Linked DNA regions of Homo sapiens: region 2 is linked to region 1. Evidence: read pairs that join two places in POLR2A ChIA-PET (ENCODE). Cell type or tissue: Caco-2. All regions are shown on one strand. Each heading gives the region's core, and the rest is flanking DNA. Links, peaks and the distances in the headings are about the cores only.

Region 1 (5,383 bases), core at 100-5,099:
CATTTTAATGAACAGTGCAAATGTTACATCTTTGCCCAGTGATTACTGTTAATTTTAAACTTTGGACTTTGACGTTAAAAATTAAGTTTTAAGGCCGGGTGCATTGGCTCAAGCCTGTAATCCCAGCACTTTGGGAGGCCGACCGAGGTGGGTGGATCATTTGAAGTCTGGAGTTCGAGACCAGCCCTGCCAACATGGCAAAACCCCATCTCTACTAAAAATACAAAAATTAGCTGGGCGTGGTGGTACGTGCCTGTAATTCCAGCTACTCAGGAGACCGAGGCAGGAGAATTGCTTGAACCTGGGAGGTGGAGGTTGCAGTGAGATGAGGTCATGCCACTGCACTGCAGCCTGGGTGACACAGTGAGACTCCATCTAAAAAAAAAATTAAAATTTAACTTAAAATTTTAAAATCAGCCATCACTTTAATGAACATATAAGCATATACAAGTAGAGAGTATATAATAAATCCTCATGTACCTGTCAACCAGCTTCAAAATTTATCAACTTTCTGTGCTTGCTGGTATGAAGAGCTTTTGAAGAATCATTTTCCTTACAAGGTGGTGACTTTTTGAGAAACGGGTGTAGCCTATTGAGCACTGACTTTAGAGTCACGTAGTGTGGGTTCACATCCTGACTCTTCTCGTATTTCCTGTCCCGCTGGGCATGTGGCCTTTCCTCTTTGAAACTCAATTTTTGCATCTTGAAAACAGGGTTAATATCTGCCTTTGAAGATTGTTCAGATGACTAAGTGGAATAATGTGTGTGAAGAATCCAGTGTGTTTGGTGGCTGATTACTGTGTGGATATAGAGACTTCTGGGAGGAGGGATTTCTCCATTGCTGTGTGGGAGTCCCAAAGTCTATAGCTCTGTGCTAGGGCCTGTTCTAGATACAGCTGTGAAGTTGAGTCTGATTTAGACATGGACAAGTGAATGGCCTTCCACAGTAAAAACAAGCCCCTGGGTTAGGTTGGAGGTGGGTGCTTACTATGGAAGATGGGAGAGAGGTGTATTAATTTATCAGGGCTGCTGTAACTAATTTCCACAAACTGGGAAGCTTAAAACCTAGTTCTGGAAACCAGAAGTCTGCCATCGGGTGCTGGCAAGACTTCCTCCTAGCCTCTAGTGGCTGTGCCCAATCTTTGCTGTTCCTTGGCTTGTAGCTGCATCATCCCAGTCTCTGCCTTTGTAGTCACGTTGTGTTCTCCCTGTGTGTGTCCGTCCAAATTTCCCTCTTAAAAGGATATTAGTCATTGGATTAGAGCTATATTCAGAGGTACTGGTGAATTTTTAAAGGGCGCTATTCATCCCAGTACAGGGAGTTAACCAAGACTGGGGTGATCAGGGATTGTGTCCTAGAAGTAAGAAGACATAGTGTGTTCTAGTTTAAAGGTAGTTAGTAGGGAATCAGTTGGGAGTGGATGAGAGTAATGTATGACAGTCTTGAACCATATTAAATTGCATGGATGCCACTCATCGGCCAAGAAGCATGGTGGGCAGTAGGCCGGGCACGGTGGCTCATGCCTGTAACCCCAGCACTTTGGGAGGCCGAAGCGGATGGATCACGAGGTCAGGAGATCGAGACCATCCTGGCTAGCACAGTGAAACCCCGTCTCTACTAAAAAATACAAAAAATTAGCTGGGCACGGTGGCAGGCACTTGTAGTCCTAGTACTCGGGAGGCTGAGGCAGGAGAATGGCGTGAACCCGGGAGGCGGAGGTTGCAGTGAGCTGAGATCGTGCCACTGCTCTCCAGCCTGGGCAACAGAGCGAGACTCCATCTCAAAAAAAAAAAAAAAAAAAAAAAAGAGGCATAGTGGGCAGTCTCCACGGTTTTTACCTCAAAATTCACAGTGCAGTGGGTATTCTTTTGTATTCACGGCTGAACATTAATTTTGAAATAGCCTTTTTATATTTAAAGACATTACCAAGTTACGACTTTCCCAACCCATCTTAGAAGTTGACATTCAAATTCTCTGCATCCCCTGACCTCTCACCAGTTAGCTGACCATGGCTTGACCTCTCAAGTGCACCTGTGTAAGACTTCACTCGTTAACAATAAGAGATGCATGGAATTGCCCCGTGTATAGCCAGTGCATGGATGTATATTTTGTAGGGACCAAATATAAGCTATAAGAGCATATAGGTTCCAAACCAAGTATGGACTGGGAGTGGCGAGTTGCAGACACAACTCTGGAATCCTGCTGTTGAGGACAGAAGCAGGCACATGGGGAGGAGCAGTTTGAAGACTAGAAAATTGAGATTTTGTTTTGTAGTATCTTTAAACTCCAGGTGAACTTGGTTGGTGAATAGAGCTTCTGTGAGGGCAATTTACTGTTTTATAGAATTGATTTCCTAAAAGATTTGCCATTAACTGAACTGTCTTCTGCTAACCATAACTTCTCCTTGATTATTAATGGACCCCTGTTACTCATTAAAACCTTTAAAATTACTTGAGAATGCCTGCTTCTAGTCCCAGTTCATTCGCAATAGGTGCTATCCAAATTGGTACCCAAATATTTTCTAAACAACATGAAGTGGAATCACATCTGAGGGGTAGGATCTGAGTGAAAAGTTGGATTAATAGAATTCTGGACCAAAAGCAGTACTTGTGGACTTAAGCAGTTTTTTAACTACAGCAGATATAAGAGAACATGGCTGGGATCAAAAAATGCCTTTATCTTGAATACACACTAGCTGAGACAGAGCAACAGTGGGTGTGGGGAAACCTTGGTTTGCCTTGTAGAACTACCTGCTCCACCCCACCAATAAATTTCAAAAGGAAAAAATTTCAAAGACATTTGTAACACTGATAATTTGTCCACCCATTGTTCAAAAGCAGCTGAACTTATTATGAAACACATGTCCATCATAGGAAACAAATGCTAATGGAGGGAGGGACTCCACTAGTCCGCTTTCTTCCATAGAACTCTGACCTTGTCCTAGCAGTGTGTTCAATATGCCACAATGAGTTGGTGTGGTAAGCATCTTTTTTTCCTCTGCTTGGTCTCCAAATAATTCATACATTTGGTTCTGCTCATTCAATTGTGTTTCTCCAGTACTCTTCCGGGGGAGCCTTACGAATAGAAGAGAAGGCCAGGCACGGTGGCTCACACCTGTAATCCCAGCACTTTGGGAGGCCATGGTGGGTGAATCACGAGGTCAAGAGATTGAGACCATCCTGGCCAACATGGTGAAACCCCGTCTCTACTAAAAATACAAAAATTAGCTGGGCATGGTGGCGTGCACCTGTAGTCCCAGCTACTCGGGAGGCTGAGGCAGGAGAATGGCTTGAACCTGGGAGGCGGAGGTGGCAGTAAGCCAAGATCATGCCACTGCACTCCAGCCTGGCGACAGAGCGAGACTCTGTCTCAAAAAAAAAAAAAAAAAAAAAAACAAGCAAAAATTAGCCTGGCATGGTGGTGCACGCCCATAATCCCAGCTACTTAGGAGGCTGAAACAGGAGAATTGCTTGAACCTGGGAGGCAGAGGTTACAGTGAGCCAAGATCATACCACTACACTCCAGCCTGGGAGACAGAGCGAGACTCTGTCTCAAAAAAAAACCAAGAAGAGAAATGTCTATTTTCCTGGCATTTTTTTTTTTTTGAAAACTATCTAAAGGCCAGTGTAATTCAGATTTGATATTTGTTTTCATTTTCTTCCTGATTCTAAAATTATATACTCCTTGTAGAAAACTTGAAAAGTGAAAAGAAAAAGTCTTTCTCCCAATGGCAACATTATTCCGTGACTAATAGTTCAGTTTAATGATTAGGCATTTTTCAACATCGTTGGGTCTTGCATGTATAATTTTATATCCTGTTTTAAACATTTTTAATTTTTTTAAAAATCGAACTATATTTGATGTCATAAAATTCACCTTTCTGAAGCATACAATTCAGTGGTTTTTAGTATAGTCTAAAGGTTTGGAAGTATCACCACTAATCTTAAGACATTTTAATTACTCCCAAAAGTAACCCTATAGCCATTAACAGTCACTTGCCCCTCCTATCTTCCAGTCTCCTCCCAGGCCCTAGAAACCACTAATCTACTTTCTGAGTCTCTAGCTTTGCCTATTGTGGACATTTAATATAAAAGGAATCATATATATGTGGCCTTTTATGTCTGGCTTCCTTCACTTAGCATAATATTTTCAAGGTGCAGCCAGATTTTAGTAGGTACTTCATTCCTTTTTATGGCTGGGTAATAATTATTGTGTGAATATACCACTTACTGTTTATCCATCCAGCAGCTGATGGACATTTAGGTTGTTTCCATTGAATGATGCTGCTCTGAACACTGGTGTACATGTTTTTGTGTAAACATAGATTTTCAGTTCTTTTGGGTGTATACCCAGGAATGGAATTGCTAGATCATATGGTAACTTTTTGAAGAACAACCAGACAGTTTTCCAAAGAGGCTGTACCATTTTACATTCCCACCAACGATGTCTGAGGGTTCCAGTTTCCCTATATCCTTTGCCTAAACACTTGTTATTATTTGTCTTTTCAATTATAGCCATCCTAGTGGGTGTGAAGCGATAAGTCACTTTAGTTTGATTTCTGTTACCCTACTGACTAATGATGTCGAGCATTGTTTCATGTGCTTATTAGTCATCTGTATATCTTCTTTGAGGAAATGTCTATTCACTTCCTCTGCATAAAAAAATGGGTTATTTGGCCTTTTAGTGTTGAGTTTTAAGAGTTCTTTGTATATGCTAGATGTAAGTCCCTTATCAGATATATGATTTGCAAATATTTTCTCCCATTATCTATGTCTTTGCACTTTCTTGATAGTGTTCTTTGAAGCACAAAGGTTTTATTTTTTTGTTCTTTTCTTTTTAGCACAGTTTTTTTTTTAAATTTTGTCATAAACATTATGTAATTGGACTCCTTAAGTTTATAATGGATGTTTTTTCTGTTCTATGTGTAACTGGTAATTTACTTAACCATTCCTCATGTTTAACCATTACCACAGTTGTGAACATATCTGTGGATGAATTTACACCCACATTCCTGCTGATTTCTTTAGTGACAATTGAACAGAAATAAAATTAGCAGGTCAAAGATTAGCAATCTTTCAAGGTTTTTTTATTTAGTTAGTTAATTTTGGTCTTTGAGACAGGTTTCGCTGTGTTGCCCACGCTGATCTTGGCTCATTGCAGCCTCCGCCTTCTGGGCCAAGCCAACCTCCTGCCTCAGCCTGTCGTGTAGCTGGGACTACAGGCATGCACCACCATTCCCAGGTAATTTTTTGTATTTTTTGTAGAGATGGGGTCTTGCCATGTTGCCCAAAATGGTCTTGAATTGCTGGACTCAAGCGATCCGCCTGCCTCGGGCCTCCCAAAGTGTTGGGATTATAGGTGTGAGCCACCGTGCCCAGCCTC
Region 2 (5,383 bases), core at 325-5,324, 100 kb after region 1:
AATGTAAGTCCTAGTTATCTTCCTCTACTCAATTCCAAAAATCAAATTTTGAAGCCATATCCACAGCCACAAAATCCTTCTGCCACATTCTCATCAGTGGCTAATCTTTTTTTGCTCTAAAGGAATTTATTTCAATAAACATTTTAGCTGGGCGTGGTGGCTCATGCCTGTAATCCCAACACTTTGGGAGGCCGAGGCGGGTGGATCACTTGAAGTCAGGAGTTCGAGACCAGCCTGGCCAACATGGTGGAACCCCGCCTCTGCTAAAAATACAAAAATTAGCTGGGTGTGGTGGCAGGTACCTGTAATCCCAGCTAGTCAGGAGGCTGAGGCAGGAGAATCACTTGAACCCAGGAGGCGGAGGTTGCAGTGAGCCGAGATTGTGCCATTGCACTCCAGCCTGGGTGACAAGACCAAAACTCTGTCTCAAAAAATAAAATAAAAAATAAACACTTTAAAATTAAGGACTCAATAAGCCCAAATCTTGATACTTAATTTGCATCATTAAAACCTATACAATAGGTCAGGCATGGTGGCTCCTCCCTGTAATCCCAGCACTTTGGGAGGCTGAGGCATGTGGATCACTTAAGCTCAGGAGTCTGAGACCAGCCTGGCCAACATGGCAAAATCCCATCTCTACTAAAAATACAAAAATTAGTCTGGTGTGGTGGTGCATACCTGTGGTCCTAGCTACTCTGGGGTGCTGAGGTGGGAGAATCGCTTGAGCCCAGGAGGCGGAAGTCGTAGTGAGCTGAGATCGCACCGCTGTACTCCAGCCTGAGTGACAGAGTGAGACCCTGTCTCAAAACCAAAATAAAACAAAACAACAAACCCATGCAGTGAAATTAATAATGGCAGTTACATTGTAAACTGGAGAAACATTTTGATTAGTGAGATGACATGACATTTGTGAGAAAATTATACATAGAATGAAAATTGGTTAAATACTAATATACCATTAAGGTACCCAAATCCCAAAATGCCTATGGGAGAGCGCCAAAGAAAAAATTTATTCCAGAATTTCAAGGACAATAGGAATGGCTGTTCAGTTCTAAGCAGCAGAGGAACTGTCCCTGCAGATTAAGCTGAGGCCAGTGGGGTTGACCAAGATGGGGGACTCCGGGTCAGAGCTTAGCGCTCTTCCTGCAGTGACACTTGTGCGGTGACATGTTACATTAGTCTGGAATCCAAGCTCTATGAGAACAGAGTCCTTGTCTCTCTTGTCACTATTGAGTCCTCTCCTAGACAAGAGCTTGGGACATACTGGTGCCCAGTAAATGACAGTTGAATAATTGAAATCAGTCTGCAAGGGGTGATTCCTGGGAGCTGAACTCTGCTTTTTTTTTTTTTTTTTTGGGACAGGGCCTCACTCTGTTACCCAGGCTGGAGTGCAATGGTGCACTCTCAGCTCATTGCAACCTCCTTCTCCTGGGCTCAAGCGATTCTCAAGCCTCCCGAGTAGCTGGGGTGACAGCCACCTGCCACCACATCCAGCTAATTTTTGTAATTTTAGTAGAGACGGGGTTTCACCATGCTGGCCAGGCTGGTCTCGAACTCCTGACCTCAGGTGATCTGCCCGCCTTGGCCTCCCAAAGTGCTGGGATTACAGGTGTGAGCCACTGCGCCCGGCCTGAACTCTGATTTTTTAAGGTAACTATTCTGGCAGCTTTGGAACCATTCTTTTAAAAACCTTAAAGGATTTTCCCCCACCAAAAGCCCCATCAGAATGTGGTCACCATCACCCCTGGATGACCACCTTCTCATCTGCCCTTACACTGTCACTCTGGTTTGAAGTTGCTACACATTCTGGATGTAATGAGTGCATTGAACGTATTGCCCTCTAAACTATTAAACAATTGAAAATTCAATGAGGGCAACCAATGTTTATAAATGAGTCAGAAGTGTTTAAAATGCAGACATTTAGAAAAAGTCCCAAGAATAAGAAATTCCCAGAATAATTTATTACCTATACATTTCAATTTTCTTTGGAAGTTCTAACGCTCAACAAACATTAATCAAATTATCTCACTATCTTTTAGGTTGCTTCCCCCGTTTCACAAATTGTGATTCAGCACAAGTTAAATGACTTGTTGCTGGGGTCATAGGGATAATATAAATTTAAATAATTCACTATTTCAGCCCTCTCTCCTGCCACTTGTTAGATTGAAACTGAGGGAGGTTTGATGAGGATTTTGACCTGCTTCCTCAAAGAATGACTGTCTATTTGCTGCTCTCTGCTACCCCCTGTTGATAAGGGAAGGAAAGAGCGGATTTCAAGACCAAATTTCTCAACGTTAGTTCCTTCCACCCAGCAGTAGCAGGATTATCTGGAAACTTGTTAGAAAGCCTTAAGGGGCCTCACCCCAGAACAGTGAATTCGAAGCTCTGGGGGTGGGCCCAGCAATATGTGTTTTAACCAAACTTCAGGTGATTCTGCTGCAATTTGAAATTACTTTTTTGCTTTAGGTACTAATGTCTTGGCCTCCTAGTCATTATAAAGATGATACAGCCTCTCCACACTGCTTCCGTCCTCAGGCCTCACATGGAGTACATACCACCATGCCATAAACAGGGTGCTTCCATGCCCACTCATTCGGGCAGATGCATGTGCCGCAGCCCTGTGAAGTAGCCAAGGAGGGCAGACATACCCATTTTACAGATGAGGAGACTGAGAAAGGAAAGGCTCAGGAAGGGTCAAACAACTTGCCCAGAGTTACTCAGACTTCAGTGGCAGGGCTGGATTCAAATAGTCTTCTGTCTTCATGTCCATGCCCAGAGCTTCAGTAGTCACTACAAAGCAGGGTGGTTCTACATTCAGGGTCAGATAATTGTTTTTTGTTTGTTTGTTTGTTTTTTGAGATGGAGTCTCCTTCTGTCTCCCAGGCTGGAATGCAGTGGTGCGATCTCAGCTCACTGCAACCTCTGCCTCCTGGGTTCAAGTGATTCTCATGCCTTAGCCTCTTGGGTAGCTGGGATTACCAGCGTGCGCCACCACACCTGGCTAATTTTTGTATTTTTAGTAGAGACGGGGTTTTTGCTGTGTTGACCAGGCTGGTCTCAAACTTCTAAGCTCAGGTGATTCACCTTCCTCGGTCTCCCAAAGTGCTGGGATTACAGGCAGGATCCACTGCGCCCTCCATGGGCCAGATAATTCTTTGTTGTGGTGGTTGTCTTGTAGATTGTAGGATGTTGGGCAACATTACTGGCCTCTAACCACGGGATGCCAGTTGTATCCCACCCTAGTTGTGACAACCACAAATGTCTCCAAACATTGCCAAATGTCCTCTAGGGGGCAAAATCACCCCTGGTTGAGAACCATGGCCCTACAGTCATCACGTAAATGGGGAGAAATCTCAATTCTTGTTCTGCAAATTTTACACTCTTTGGAAGCGATTTTAGAACAAATAGCTGTATTTTTTTTGGCCTCTAGGTCATCCAGGAAATGAAGAACCTAGACTAAATGTTAATCCCCACAATACCTTTACCATTCCTTAAGAAAATTAACAATTCTATAATATCATCTGGTATCCAGTGTGTACTCAAGTTTCCCCAGTTGTCCCACGAATATCTTTCATCACTGTTTTTTCCTCAAGCTAGGATCCAATGTAGATTCTCAAATTGCGTTTGGTTGCTGTGTCCATTTTGTCTCCATTAGTGTAAAACAGGCAAACTATGTCCCATGGGCCAAATCTGGCCTACCACCTGTTTTTGTAAATACATTTTTGCTGGAACACAGCCAGGCTCTTTTATTTATGTAATGTCTATGGTTGTTTTCACGCTACAATGAGAGAGTTGAGCAGTTGCGATCGAGACTGTGTGGCCCATAAAGCCTAAGAGATTTAGTACCCAGCCCTTTATGGAAAAAGTTTACTAAACTGTGACCTAGAATTCCACCCCCTGCCTTTATTTTTAATATGATACTGATTACTCAAAGAGTCCAGGACAATCGCTTATAGAAAATCTCTTCTTTTAGATTGATCTGATTATATACATTTACACATTAAACTTTTATTTGAAGTTTCACATATGATGTGATTGTGTGTATATACAGATATTTGAAAGATATATATATATATATCTTTTTTTTTTTTTGAGACAGAATCTGGCTCTGTTTCCTAGGCTGGAGTGCAGTGGCACCATCTCGGCTCACTGCAGCCTTGACCTCCAGGGCTGAAGTGATCCTCCCACCCCAGCCTCCTGAGTAGCTGGGACTACAGGCATGTACCATCAGGCCTGGCTAATTTTTGTATTTTTTGTAGAGACGGGGTTTCATCATGTTGCCCAGGCTGGTCTCAAACTGCTGAGCTTAAGCAGTCTGCCTGCCTCAGCCTCCCAAAGTGCTGGGATTATAGGTGTGAGCCACTGTGCTCAGCCATATATATATATATATATATATATATATATATATATATATATATATATATATGTAGTTAGGTAAAAAATATTTATGAGATTATCAATGCTCTATGAGACATTGTTAAACAACTTTTTACTTGTCAAAAACTATAAATGAAATTGAGGCTGGGTACAGTGGCTTACTCCTGTAATCCCAGCGCTTTGGGATGCTGAGGCAGGAGGATCCTTTGAGGCCAGGAGTCTGAGACCAGCTTGGACAATATAGGGAGACCCTCATCTAAAAAAAAGAAACAACTGTAAGTGAAATTGAAAAGCAAATGATGAATCAGAAAAATAATTACAATACCAAGGTCTTGTCTCTTCCCACACTTTATTTTTCAGGAAGGAGAGAAAAAGAATGTCATGTCTAACATATAGTAGATGGTTTTAGTTACAAACAGAGGTGAAATCCTTACTGATCAAGTTGCCATGAAAAACCAGGGACCTCATCTTTGGAAAGTCTTAATATATGATTTCAAATATGTGCAGCGACTGTACAAAAATTTGGAAATATACACAAGAGTGTCACTCAGCATCATGCCTGGTATATAAAAAGCACTAACTAAATGTCCATGGAATAAATGAATATATGAATATCATTCCTTCACTCAGCCAAGCAAAGTAGGTTGTCACCAAAATACTCCCACCCATTTATGAGAGTAGTATTTTTTCTGAGTCTAGCAAGTGTGCACATCATACCACAGGCTTGGGCCTGTTATTGTTCCATCAGGAGTTCATGAGTGTGTATTGAAGTGGGATTCAGTTAGCTTGGAACATGATCTTAGAAACTGGACTACATTGGCTTTATGCATACAGTTACATGGAAAGCTGAAAGTATCCCGCCTCTTCTTGCAGTTAACCTGGGTTAGGCTCTAATCAATAGTAGCTTCTCTCCTTACTCTCGGGACACAGTGTTTCTATCCTACTAGTTACCTAAGACTTTATAAGTGAAACATAAAAAATAATGAAAAGAAGCCTTGCTAAGTTG

Evidence for each region. Peaks named below come from ENCODE experiments on the same cell type or tissue, not always from the same donor. Only the 100,000 strongest peaks of a DNase experiment are listed, where the experiment ranks them.
Region 2: POLR2A ChIA-PET joins it to region 1 with 5 read pairs; 3 of 35 experiments call an interaction of 5 or more read pairs at or near these places.

Annotation. Positions count from the first base shown.
Region 1 is chr7:23,376,582-23,381,964 of GRCh38, reverse strand. All of the region lies in intron 3 of IGF2BP3 (insulin like growth factor 2 mRNA binding protein 3), which reads left to right. Among named protein-coding and RNA genes, the nearest start is that of SNORD65C, 17 kb to the left of the region's middle. In Caco-2, for the core only: no CTCF peak of the experiment used is centred there; a DNase peak (open chromatin) is centred at 2,744.
Region 2 is chr7:23,274,435-23,279,817 of GRCh38, reverse strand. It overlaps GPNMB (glycoprotein nmb), which reads right to left. Exons shown (of 11, transcript NM_002510.3): 11 at 4,710-5,383. Among named protein-coding and RNA genes, the nearest start is that of MALSU1, 22 kb to the left of the region's middle. RefSeq lists silencers at 2,162-2,211, 2,222-2,281. In Caco-2, for the core only: CTCF peaks have their summits at 2,089, 2,290 and 3,298 (motif pointing right); a DNase peak (open chromatin) is centred at 2,266.